2 separate regions of the Homo sapiens genome follow, and region 2 is linked to region 1. The links are chromatin loops, found by intact Hi-C in ENCODE. Cell type or tissue: MCF 10A. All regions are shown on one strand. Links, peaks and the distances in the headings refer to the core of each region. The heading gives the core; the rest is flanking DNA. Region 1 has its middle 98 kb from the start of SLC38A6. Region 2 has its middle 130 kb from the start of TMEM30B.

Evidence for each region. Hi-C counts contacts between places; a loop is a spot of excess contacts. Peaks named below come from ENCODE experiments on the same cell type or tissue, not always from the same donor. Only the 100,000 strongest peaks of a DNase experiment are listed, where the experiment ranks them.
Region 2: a loop joins it to region 1, with 2.0 times the contacts of the local background. A loop is called at or near these places in 2 of 110 quality-filtered maps.

What each region holds. Positions count from the first base shown.
Region 1 is chr14:61,076,105-61,081,486 of GRCh38, reverse strand. It overlaps a transcript of SLC38A6 not described here. Among named protein-coding and RNA genes, the nearest start is that of SLC38A6, 98 kb to the right of the region's middle. In MCF 10A, for the core only: no CTCF peak of the experiment used is centred there; DNase peaks (open chromatin) are centred at 3,356 and 4,736.
Region 2 is chr14:61,146,240-61,151,621 of GRCh38, reverse strand. No RefSeq gene overlaps it. Among named protein-coding and RNA genes, the nearest start is that of TMEM30B, 130 kb to the left of the region's middle. In MCF 10A, for the core only: no CTCF peak of the experiment used is centred there; a DNase peak (open chromatin) is centred at 3,351.

The sequences.
Region 1 (5,382 bases), core at 309-5,308:
TCTCGAACTTCTGACCTCTGGTGATCTAACCACCTCAGCCCCTGCTGTGGGATGGGTGGTCAGGAAAGGCTTCATGGAACATGAAAGACTTACGCTGGACCTGGGAAGATGGGTCTGGGATTTCTATGAGTGATGAGCAAAAGGACAGTTCAAGCAATGACCCAAAGCACTGGTCAAAGTAGAATAATTCCTGTGGTCTCTGGGCCCAGATCCTTGTCCAATTTACCTTGGTTTCCATTCTTCAATCAAACTTCCTGGCTCAGACAACACCCCATCTATGGCCCCTGCTTCCAGGTCTGGCTAATTCCTCTCCTGCTCAAAACGCCTATGATTTGCTACTTGCCATGTGGCCCTCTAATTCCATCCCAAGGCTCCAGAGGTGCAGATCTGCAAACCAGCATGATTAGCCACCATTGCTGGCTTCCCATTCAGCATATAAATCTAGTGCCTGGGATTACCTCATGCCAGAAAACCGAAATCCAAGTCAGATGGTTAAAGCATTAATAGCAGTGAGTGTTGTAAAGACTCAACAATGTGAACCTTCCCAAAATGAACCATCCTGACCTCCCTCGCGCTGACAATGCGTGTGTGACATCATGTGTAAATGAGCCTTAAATTTGAACCAGGTGCCGAGAGCTGTCTGGCGTCTCCTGGCTGCTGTATTAACCACTAACATGCACAGGGGGATTCTGAGGCAGTAAAATGGAGCGAAACCAACAGCAGTGACCAGGGCCCGGTGCAGCAGCTGTAGCAGAGAACATTCAAATCACACCCACCCGACTGGGCCTGGGCCCCCGGGTCCTGTAAAGCATATTTCCGGAGGGCTGGGGAGCCTAGGGAATTTGGCTGCCTTCATGCAGAGACAAAAGCTCCCCATGCAAATCAAACCACTTCGACTTGCTTCCCAGACTTGATTCTGAGCTGTTTTGATTTGCATCCATGAGGGTAGAACTCAAGTTCAGACTGAAGCTGCAGTTGGTAAGAACCAAAACCTATTGCATGCAGGTACAGGCAGTGTAAGATATATTTTTGGAAGGCACAATTTCCAAAGGAGAGAGTCAGCTCCAAATTCTCAGGTGCTATGACTTTCACCAGGCTGGGACCTGGAGAAAAAAGTGTGCCTTTGTCCATTTGGCATCACAGAGTCCCTCAGCTGAGCCTCTCCCCACAATAGGTCACATAACACGCCAGCTCTAGAGAACACGAAATCAAATTTGGAGGGATGGAATTAGGTGTGTATAGTGGGTGGGTGTCCTTATCATTGTCAGTCATAGGTATGAGAAAGTAGATGAAGAAGAGTAAAAGCAAGTTAGGAAGAAATAGTTCTTTAAAAAATTAAGCCTGCATAAAATTAACAGGTTATGTTGTTGTTGTTGTTATTGCCTTTTAATGCTTATTGTTCATGGTGCCCAATCTCAGGTTATTAACAGCTTGGCCATGTTAAAACCTGTATCCTGATCATCACTAGCAGGCCTACAGCAGAGACTGGAGACAGTGAGGATAAGAAAGAGGTGTACCAAGTGATCCTCTCTTGCTGGGGACTGTTCTAGAAGCTCTACACATGCTGGGGAAAGGAGCAGAAGCCAAAGACAGGTGAAACTCCCATTCCATGGATCCCACAGGATTTCAGCCTCAAAGAAATCCTTCGTTGTTCAGGGCACACTCTTAAACCATCAACACTCACCAAGTATACTGCACTGTACCATGAAGTCTCTGAGGTGGATGGGTAAAGTAGGGATGGGAGGCAGGTTCTGGATGGAGGATACAAAGGAGTTGGCAGATGTGGAACCTTTCCTAAAGGCTGTCGCAGGGTGGTTAGACATACAAATATACAAGAATTTGTATATTTTATCATTTAGAGAAATTAAATGTAGCATCAAGATGTTGAGCATAGGTTTCCTGAGTAATGGAGCAGTTACATTAAGTCATAGTCAGGTAAGTCCTTCTAGAGGAGGTTGAGTGTGGAAACAGGTTTTGAGGGAGAAGAAACGCTTTGGAGGGGAAAGAGAAAAACAACATGAATGGTTTGTGCAAAAGTTTGGAGGCAGGAGGCCGGGCACAGTGGCTCACACCTGTAATCCCAGCACTCTGGGAGGCTGAGGTGGGTAGATCACCAGAGGTCAGAAGTTCGAGACCAGCCTGACCAACATGGTGAAACCCCGCCTCTAATAAAAATAGAAAAATTAGCTAGGTGTAGTAGTGTGTGCCTGTAATCCCAGCTACTCAGGAGGTGGAGGCAGGAGAATCGCTTGAACCCGGGAGGCAGAGGTTGCAGTAAGCCAATACCCGCCACTGCACTCCAGCCTGGGCGACAGAGCGAGACTCTGTCTCAAAAAAAAAAAAAAAAAAAAAAGTTTGGAGGCAGGAACTCATAGGAAGTCTCTTAAGATGCCAGAGGTCTTGACCTGGCTCGGTGGCTCACGCCTGTAATCCCAGAATTTTGGGAGGCCAAAGTGGGCGGATTGCTTGAGCTCAGGAGTTCGAGACTAGCCTGGGCAACATGGTGAAACCCTGTCTCTACAAAAAGTACAAAAATTAGCTGGGCATGGTGGCGCATACCTGTAGTCTCAGCTACTCTGGAGGCTGAGGTGGGAGGATTGCTTGAGTCCGGGAGGCAGAGGTTGCAATGAGCTGAGATCACACCACTGCACGCCAACCTGTGCGACAGAATGAGACCCTGTCTCAAAATAAATAAATAAATAAATAAATAAAATAAAAAATAAAAATAAATAAATTAAATAATTAAAAAAAAAAAGATGCCAGAGGTCTTAATAGGATCTGAGGGCATGAGGAATTTTCCAAAACTCCAGAAAAAGTTCCTCATATGCCCAGGAGCTGAGACTTAAGAACAAATCAAGTGTGGTTTTTAGATAACTAGCCCTTGAAGGCCTAAAGTGCTTCTTTTTAGCTTTTGGAAGACGATGGCACTAGTCCAATGCAGAGAGGCAATTAATCTTTCTCTACCACTTCTACTTGATGTAAAGTCCAAGCTCAGCCTGGGTCCAGCATTCTCTACATCAGGATCCTACCCTTCAGCTTTACTTCTCAAATTGCTATTACATCTGTGCTCCTGGCAAAATTTTTACTTGTCATCTCCAAAGTATACCTTGTATTTTCCTGTACATATTGTTAGTATTTTCTTTCCAAACAGGAGTATCTTCCTTTCATTCTCATTTCTACTTTGGTTATCCTTCAATTTTACTTCAGTTGTTGCTTTCTTCACAAAGTCTTCCCCACTCACCCAGAAGGCAGTGAACCCCACCTCTATGAGCTTATCCAGCAGAGCTTTTAATGTTCATATTACTCACCAAGATATGTCATTCTTTCAACAAGCACGCACAGATGGCCTCATGTGCATGTGGCACATGCAATAGCCACACCCTGCGCTTCAGGGTATTACCGTCCCAGGTATTGTATAGAGGTCACCTCCATTGGATTGTAAGTTCCAGTAGTTTACCAACTAAAGAAAAATACTGTACCTACCTAACAATGCTTTGTGACAGGGAAAATCAGCTATTCACAAATGAGGCTGGAAATATAATTTGAGAATTTGCTCTCGCCAGAATAAAGTTCTAGATTGCTACAGTAGGGCTCTCTGATTTATTAAAAGCAAATTACTTTTTGTTTTACTATAGAAGTAACAACATTATGAAATGTTTAAGTAACTGAGTGTGGGAGTGATTAGACATCTTTTGGGAGAGTTGAGTAGAAAAAAAAATTGAGGAAAGCCATTTTACACTGAAATTAAAATGTATGAATACAAGTCTATTTATGTAGTCTCATGAGCTAATAAATTGAGAACCATTCTGGATGAATGAAAGCAAAGAATTTATTTGAATGCAAATGAATGACAAATCTTTAGACAAAGACAAGGAGAGGCTCCAAGTATTTTGCTTCCCTGTGAAATGTAAATATTATTATGGTATAATCCTTACTGACTTTTGATATATCATATAAACTTAGGAAGTTATATAGTAAAAATGTCCTGTGTTTTTTTCTGAATTCTGAAGTGTTGACAAAAATTTTGCAAATTTGTAAACCAGAACTTATTTAGATATTTTTCGCTCCCAAAGGTTAGGATTAGTAATGACTGGGGAAAGAGTCAACTAGGTCATCAACGAATTTTGTAATCAAGATCTGTTTTTGTATCTACTTCTTTCCACCTATAAGATAACTGAAGTCAATGAGCATTAGAAGTGAAGAAATCTTTACTGAATTTTTGAATATAGACTGGTTATTTAGACTGATAGTTTCCAAGTGTTGGTCTATGAGAAAGTTTTCACTGGTCTTTGATGAGATAAATAACTATGTAGCAAGTTTTTCACAAAGGTTATAACCTTCCTTAATTTTTTATATTGAAAGTGGCAAGTTTAATATCCTTAATCAATTTATAAAATAAAAAGTCTGCAATCTTATCAATGTCCCAAGATTCATTTTGACGTTCTAAAGTTCCAAAAGAAATCTCAAATCTGGGAAACACTGAATTAGACTACTGATGGTCTAAGCTATATTTGGATTTTTAAAAATTGTGTTTGTAGAAAGTCACAGAACACAGAAATGGATTTCTGACATTGTTTCGTAAGACATCCAAGTTTTCTCAGTCTAGTTGACAACTACTGGAACACATCCCTGCTCTACTTGAAGACCCATATACCTTTCCTTTGTCCAGAATTTCCTCTGAAATACTTAACAAAGGAGAAACAACAGTGCTGTGGCAATGAACCATGACTCAAGAGGACACAAGGCCGGCCAAAATACTGTCTGGCTGATGTAACAGAACAGATTTAGGTGCCACATTTTAAATGAATAAAGCAGCCTTCAACACAGTCAATATTGACTATGTATCTGCTATGAGCAGAACCTTTTTGTAGAAAAAAACTCCAACAGTTGGATACACTTTATTTACATGGTAATTAAGCACACAGCCTTTATAGTCAAACTTCAGTTTCTATTCTTAGGATGGCATCTTAAGGATGTATAACCTTGAACAAGTCATTTAACCTTACAGTCTCTCTAAACTTTAATTTCTAATCTATTAAATGGGGAATATAACTGTGCTTACCTCAGATTACATGAGAATGTGCTTGGCATAGAACCTGGTCTATACACCGAAGTGCCAGCTCAGTAGTGTCATATTATTTTATGAGACTAATGATCTTCCATTCATTTAAAGTATGAAACTTTTTCAGATTTTAGCAGGTTGGAGAACTGGGTAAGAAAACCAGGGAATTATAAAATTTGTTTCTACTCTTTTTCCATGGGAGTGCTCTTCCCTAGGGGCCCCACTCCCTCTGATTCCTACTGCCACCATCTAAGTAGAAGTTGAGTTGAAGGCCGGGTGTGGTGGCTCATGCCTGCAATCCCAGCACTTTGGGAGGCCAA
Region 2 (5,382 bases), core at 254-5,253, 70 kb before region 1:
ACTGGCATGATGCCTCACACCAAGCATGGCCTGATGAGGGAGGCGGTAGCATACAGGGGTGAGGCGCCCAAGCTGTGGCAGGGTCTTGACCTTGCCCTCCATGACCTTCCATTTTCCTTACTTCTAAGTGGAGCAAATGACAGAGTCTCACTCAGAGAGTGAGTGTGATGATGAACGCAAAAATAGACAAATGGAGCACTTAGTACTTTACTCTGAACATGGTGTGCTTCTCATTATTATTGTTAACATTTTTATATGAGTCATTATTGTAATTTTTGAAACTTACATGTTTGTTGAGTTACAGAGATGAAAGAAATGTGAAAATGATTCTTGTTATTCTTCTTATTAATGGTTACTTTTAAAAACCGAGTTTTTATTGAATTGCATTTTAAAGTCCATAGAACTATGGTCTACTACTTTCAAAAATTTGACTGTTTTTCCAGTGAGTTACATACATGCATAAATGTGTATATGTTGGCAGCTCAGAATTAACAGAGTATTTTTTTAAGTTCTAAATTCCTCTCAAATGGGAACGAAGTGTTCTCCTGACCCTTTCTACACTCCTTATTACTGTCGACATCTGCAACTAATTGTTGATCTATAAGTCAAAACTGTGACCAATGCAAAAAACCTTTAGCAAAGCCTGCCTGGGCTTGGGTGACCCTTCTTAATGTATTTCAGATTAAGACTGAAACAAGCCACCTTTTAACTGTCCAACTGAGCACCAAACAGTAGCGGTGAGTATTTATCAAACATCAAATAATAACATGATCAGATAACATGCTTACCAGTGAAAATCTAATTTAGAGCTTTAAAAATGTTTCATTTGAATTTTCAAAACCCAGACTTTTTGATAGGTACAAAGAAATACATTTTCAGCGTGCAATTTGATTGACTAAAGTAACTATGTATCAACAAAATCAAATTTTGACCATCTGAATATCTTTGTAGTAAATGAATGGCGTTTTAAGAAACCACAGGAAAAGGCAACATCCCATTCTGGTCAAGAATTTGGGTTCTGGAATAAACACACACAAGTTTATGCCCCAACTCTGCCATTTACTAGCTGGGTGATGCGGGGCAAGTTACCCAACTTCCTTGAGCCTCATCTGTGAAATGGGGGCAACAGAAGCTTCCTTGTAGAAGAATCCTTATGATAAGCATTTGAAGGGAAGTGTTTGGCACACTGCAGACTATGTTTCAAACACTAGTAACAGAAAGGCTACAAAATGTATAGTCTAGACAAGCAACAGCATCCTTTAAAAAGTTAAACTAGGCTGGGTGCAGTGGCTCACACCTATAATCCCAGCACTTTGGGGGGATCGCAAGCACTTGCTGAGGATAGCAAGACCCTCATCTCTACAGAAAGAAAAGACCTTCAGCTCTACAGAAAGAAAAGAAAAAAGAAAAGAAAAAGAAGGAGGGAAGGAAGGAAGGAAGGAGAAAAAAGAAAGAAAGAGAGGGAAAGGAAGGAAGGAAAGAAAGAAGAAAGAAAAAGAAAGAGAGGGAAAGGAAGGAAGAAAAGAAGAAAGAAAAAGAAAGAAAGAAAAGAAAGAGAAAGAAAGAAAGAAAGGAAAAAACAGAGAGAAAGGAAGGAAAGAAGGAAGGGAGGGAAGGAAGGTAGGAAGGAAGGAAATTAAACAAACTAAATAAAGATAATGGACATTATAGCATTACAGGCTATTTGTGTGTACTAACTGGTTTAGTTTGTATTCTTCAGAATAGTTAAAGGAATAAATCTGTTTTCCTCACTTTGCAGCTGACTACCCAGAGTTGCTCTACAGGAAGCAGCATGTTGCAAATCAACAACCACGTTCCAATGTGGGGCTCATCCACCGCCATTTGTTTTCTTGGCCCAGCCTCTTAGTTCGAGGGCCACTCCTCCCTGCCTGCCAGGCACAGCTACCTGTCACTAGATTTCAGTTTCATTCCCTCTGGCAAATGATTACTTATCTCTTCAAGCTCTCTCCCAGGGCAGAGCCTACATTTTCTGTCACCCTCATCACACCCTCCAAAATTGGTAAAAATCTATACATCCATTTTCACAAGATGTGGTAAAGTCAAAGAAACATAAACTTCACATCTAAAATACAATTTTGTTTATTTTGGAATCCATGTGATTCCAAAATCAGATTTTATGGGATCAATATTTATGAACTTTTAAATTATCGATAGCCTTGAGAATGAGGATTCGATTTTTATTTTTTTTCTTTGACATCTCCTGCATGTCTCGAGCTCTGGGCCAGCCATCTGTGTAACTGCAGACATTGCCTTCCACTTCAGCTGCTACTTCTTAGCCTTGGACCACTATCCTGTGAAATGAGAGGGCAGAGGCAGGATCCCTGGAGCCAAAGACGCAGGGGCAGTGGCCATATTCACCTCAAATGGACAAGCTCCTTCGGCTGGAGCATGGGTGCGCTTTAGCCTCCTTCCACCTATAGGGTTCTGAACCTGTTTGGGGTGGAGGGGAGTGCACCAACCACAGGTCCACACTAAAGCCCTCCGCCCCTTTAGACAGCTACAGCCACTCCCAGCCAAAGGCCAGGCCACTAAGGAGCCCTGAACACCACATCCTCTGGGGCCACACTTAGGAGGAAAGTTGTCTTCCCACAGCTGAAGCCATTGATAGGCTGAGCTAGCCCCTCTTCTATGATCAAAACTGTGTGTGTCTATTGGGCAATCAAATATCAATAGTGACTGAAACTCCCATTTCCTTCTAGCCCAAGCATGCTCTGCAACAGGGGAGGAAAGGGTGGCTATTGACTAAGTGTCTCCAAGGTGCTTTCACAAGATGCTTGGTGCTTTGTATATATTATCTCATTTAAATCACAACCACCATTGGAATAAGGCATTTTAATCCCCATTTCATGGCTGACAAAGTTGAGGTTCAGAAACGTTAAGTCATTTGACTGAGGTCCTGTGGATCACAAGTGGCAGGGTCCAACCCAAGAATGACTAGAATGTTCATAATCAGACTGCCGCAGCAGGCCAAGACGGGGTGGGCAGAGGGGGTGCCAACACTGCTCCATAATCCCACTCCTGATGAATGGACAGCCATCTATGTCAGGGTCACCGTGACTGGGTCTTTGTTCCAGTGCTGAATGCATGCACACACACCCACACACGTGCACACACACACACTCACATGCACCACAGGGTGCCGGAGTAATGTGGCTGTTTTGATCTGCTCTGAGGTTCCTAACTCAAGCACTGAAGTCCTGGGCTCGGCTTGAATTCAACCTGAGCCGAGAGCTGGCCAGGCCTCAGAAACGCGGGGCCGTCCATCACTTACGTCTCAGGTCTGCTCCTCGGAGAGCTGGAGTTGACCACAACTGCCTTGGCACAGTTCCACTGTGAGGGAGTCACAAAACTGGCATTTAAGTCCGGAGCGGAAAAAACACCCCAAGCTTGTTCGTTTTTCTGACAGGTGCTGGAGCCCATGAAAGGTCAGATTCCAGCTCACAGTCACATCCTGGCTTAGCCGGCTCCAGGCACACAAAGGCCTGTCTGTCTCGCCCCAGCGTGGGGAGTGGGGATGGAGGCCAAGGGCTTAAAATGGCCGCCTGATGGCCTGCTCCTGCTGATCCATTCCTTCACGCACATTGGCCTCAATGAAGCATTGGGAAACCCAGCTGCCAGGGATGTGTGAAATGGGAGGAATGAAGAAGAATGCAGGCTTTTTTCTTATTTGGAATTGCAAGAGATGTTAACCCCCCGGCAGCCCATGAATCCATGCCCTGACATCAGCCTGCTGTGGCTCATTTTGTAAGAGCCCCGGGGACACGTCTGTTTCATGTTCAAAGCCTTACCAGGCTGGAAAATTGAGTGAGAGCTGTCCCTCCAAGCCCTCAGCAAGGATGTTGGGAAACGAAGGAGTTTATTCTCTTCCTTGCTGGTGCATCAGGGATAGCTCAGAATCGCGGTGTTATTGGAACAGAGGGCGTGTGTTTAAATGCACGTAGCCACATGCTTTCATCCAGGAAGGTTTATTTTTGCAGCCTTTATGAAAACATCCTCCAATTCAAAATGGCTCCAAGGACCCACAGTCCTGTATTTTAAGTTTCTCACCAGCTGCTGTAGGCTGAGATTCTTTACCGCTTCTAACTTCTTCAAAAGATCTCACCACCCTCTCTTGTCACATGACTCCTTCCCCTCCCTCTCTGTCACCTCCCCATAACTTTACGCCAAATTATAATGCTGACAAGAAGCCAAGAGTTACAGCAGCTGCTGCACATCATCCTTGTAAAGAATCCTGGGTGATATTGATCATATAATAAAAACTTCAATTGACAGCTTCTTTTAAAATAACAAGCTCAGAGTACCAATACAATTCTTAAAACAAAAAACAAAAAAAAAAACTTGCTTTTGAAATTAAAAAACAGTGGTTTTGGAATAATTTTCTCCCCACCAGTTGAAAATCTCACCCTGACAAGAAACTTTCTCAGTAAAATAAGCTGTAGACTGGAAACTGGAGGCCTGGCCTCTTGTCACAGCTGTATCATGGAGTTATTCTGCATCAAATATGTTCATAGTCAGATGATGGGGAAGCCCCAGCTTTCTGAAGGGGTGATCACCAGCAAAAGACTGACTGCAGAGCTCTCCTATGTGTCCTGAATGTGTCCCCAATCCCTAAAAACCCTGTCCTTGCTGCCTTCTGTTAAGATTCCACCCCATCACCTCCACAAATGATTGACTCAATGAGCTTTTGCTCGCAGCCTATGTGAAAAGGTACAGTGTCCTTGGGGCCTGTCCCACAGCCACTCTGTAATTTCATGTCTCCATCTCTCAACAGGAAACACACTCATTCCCCTAGGAAGCATATTGATGATCACAACTACTATGTACATACATTGTGCTAAGTTCTTTTCAGGCACAGTCGTGTACTTTTTCCACCATTTTATGAAGTAGGTATGTTATAACCTATTTTGTAGAATGTATCCCATTTTATAGAAAAGGTGCCCGAGGCTCAGAAAGGCCCCCTGATATGGTGGAGCGAGCACACAAGTCCATATCAATCTGACTCCAAAGATTGTACTCTTAGCCACCACCCTGTAGGGCCTCCTAGCATAACTGGGACTATGAGGAATAAATACTCTCCAATAATTTTTTAAAGAGCACAGTAGAAATGCTTTCGTCAAAATAACTACCATTCGTTGGGCCTTCAGTACATGGTGGGAACTGCTAGGAGCTTTGTGTAAATCTCTTGTAACATTCTCATAGGGTAGGTATTCACGTTCCCATTTTACATGTTAGTGGCTTGATGACACCAAAGACAAAACAAAATCCTGGGCTCAATCCAGGAGTAAGAGACCTTGGCAATTCAGCTGGACGATGTACAGTGCAAATTTGGCAGCATTCAAAAGTCTTACTGCTACAGCTCTT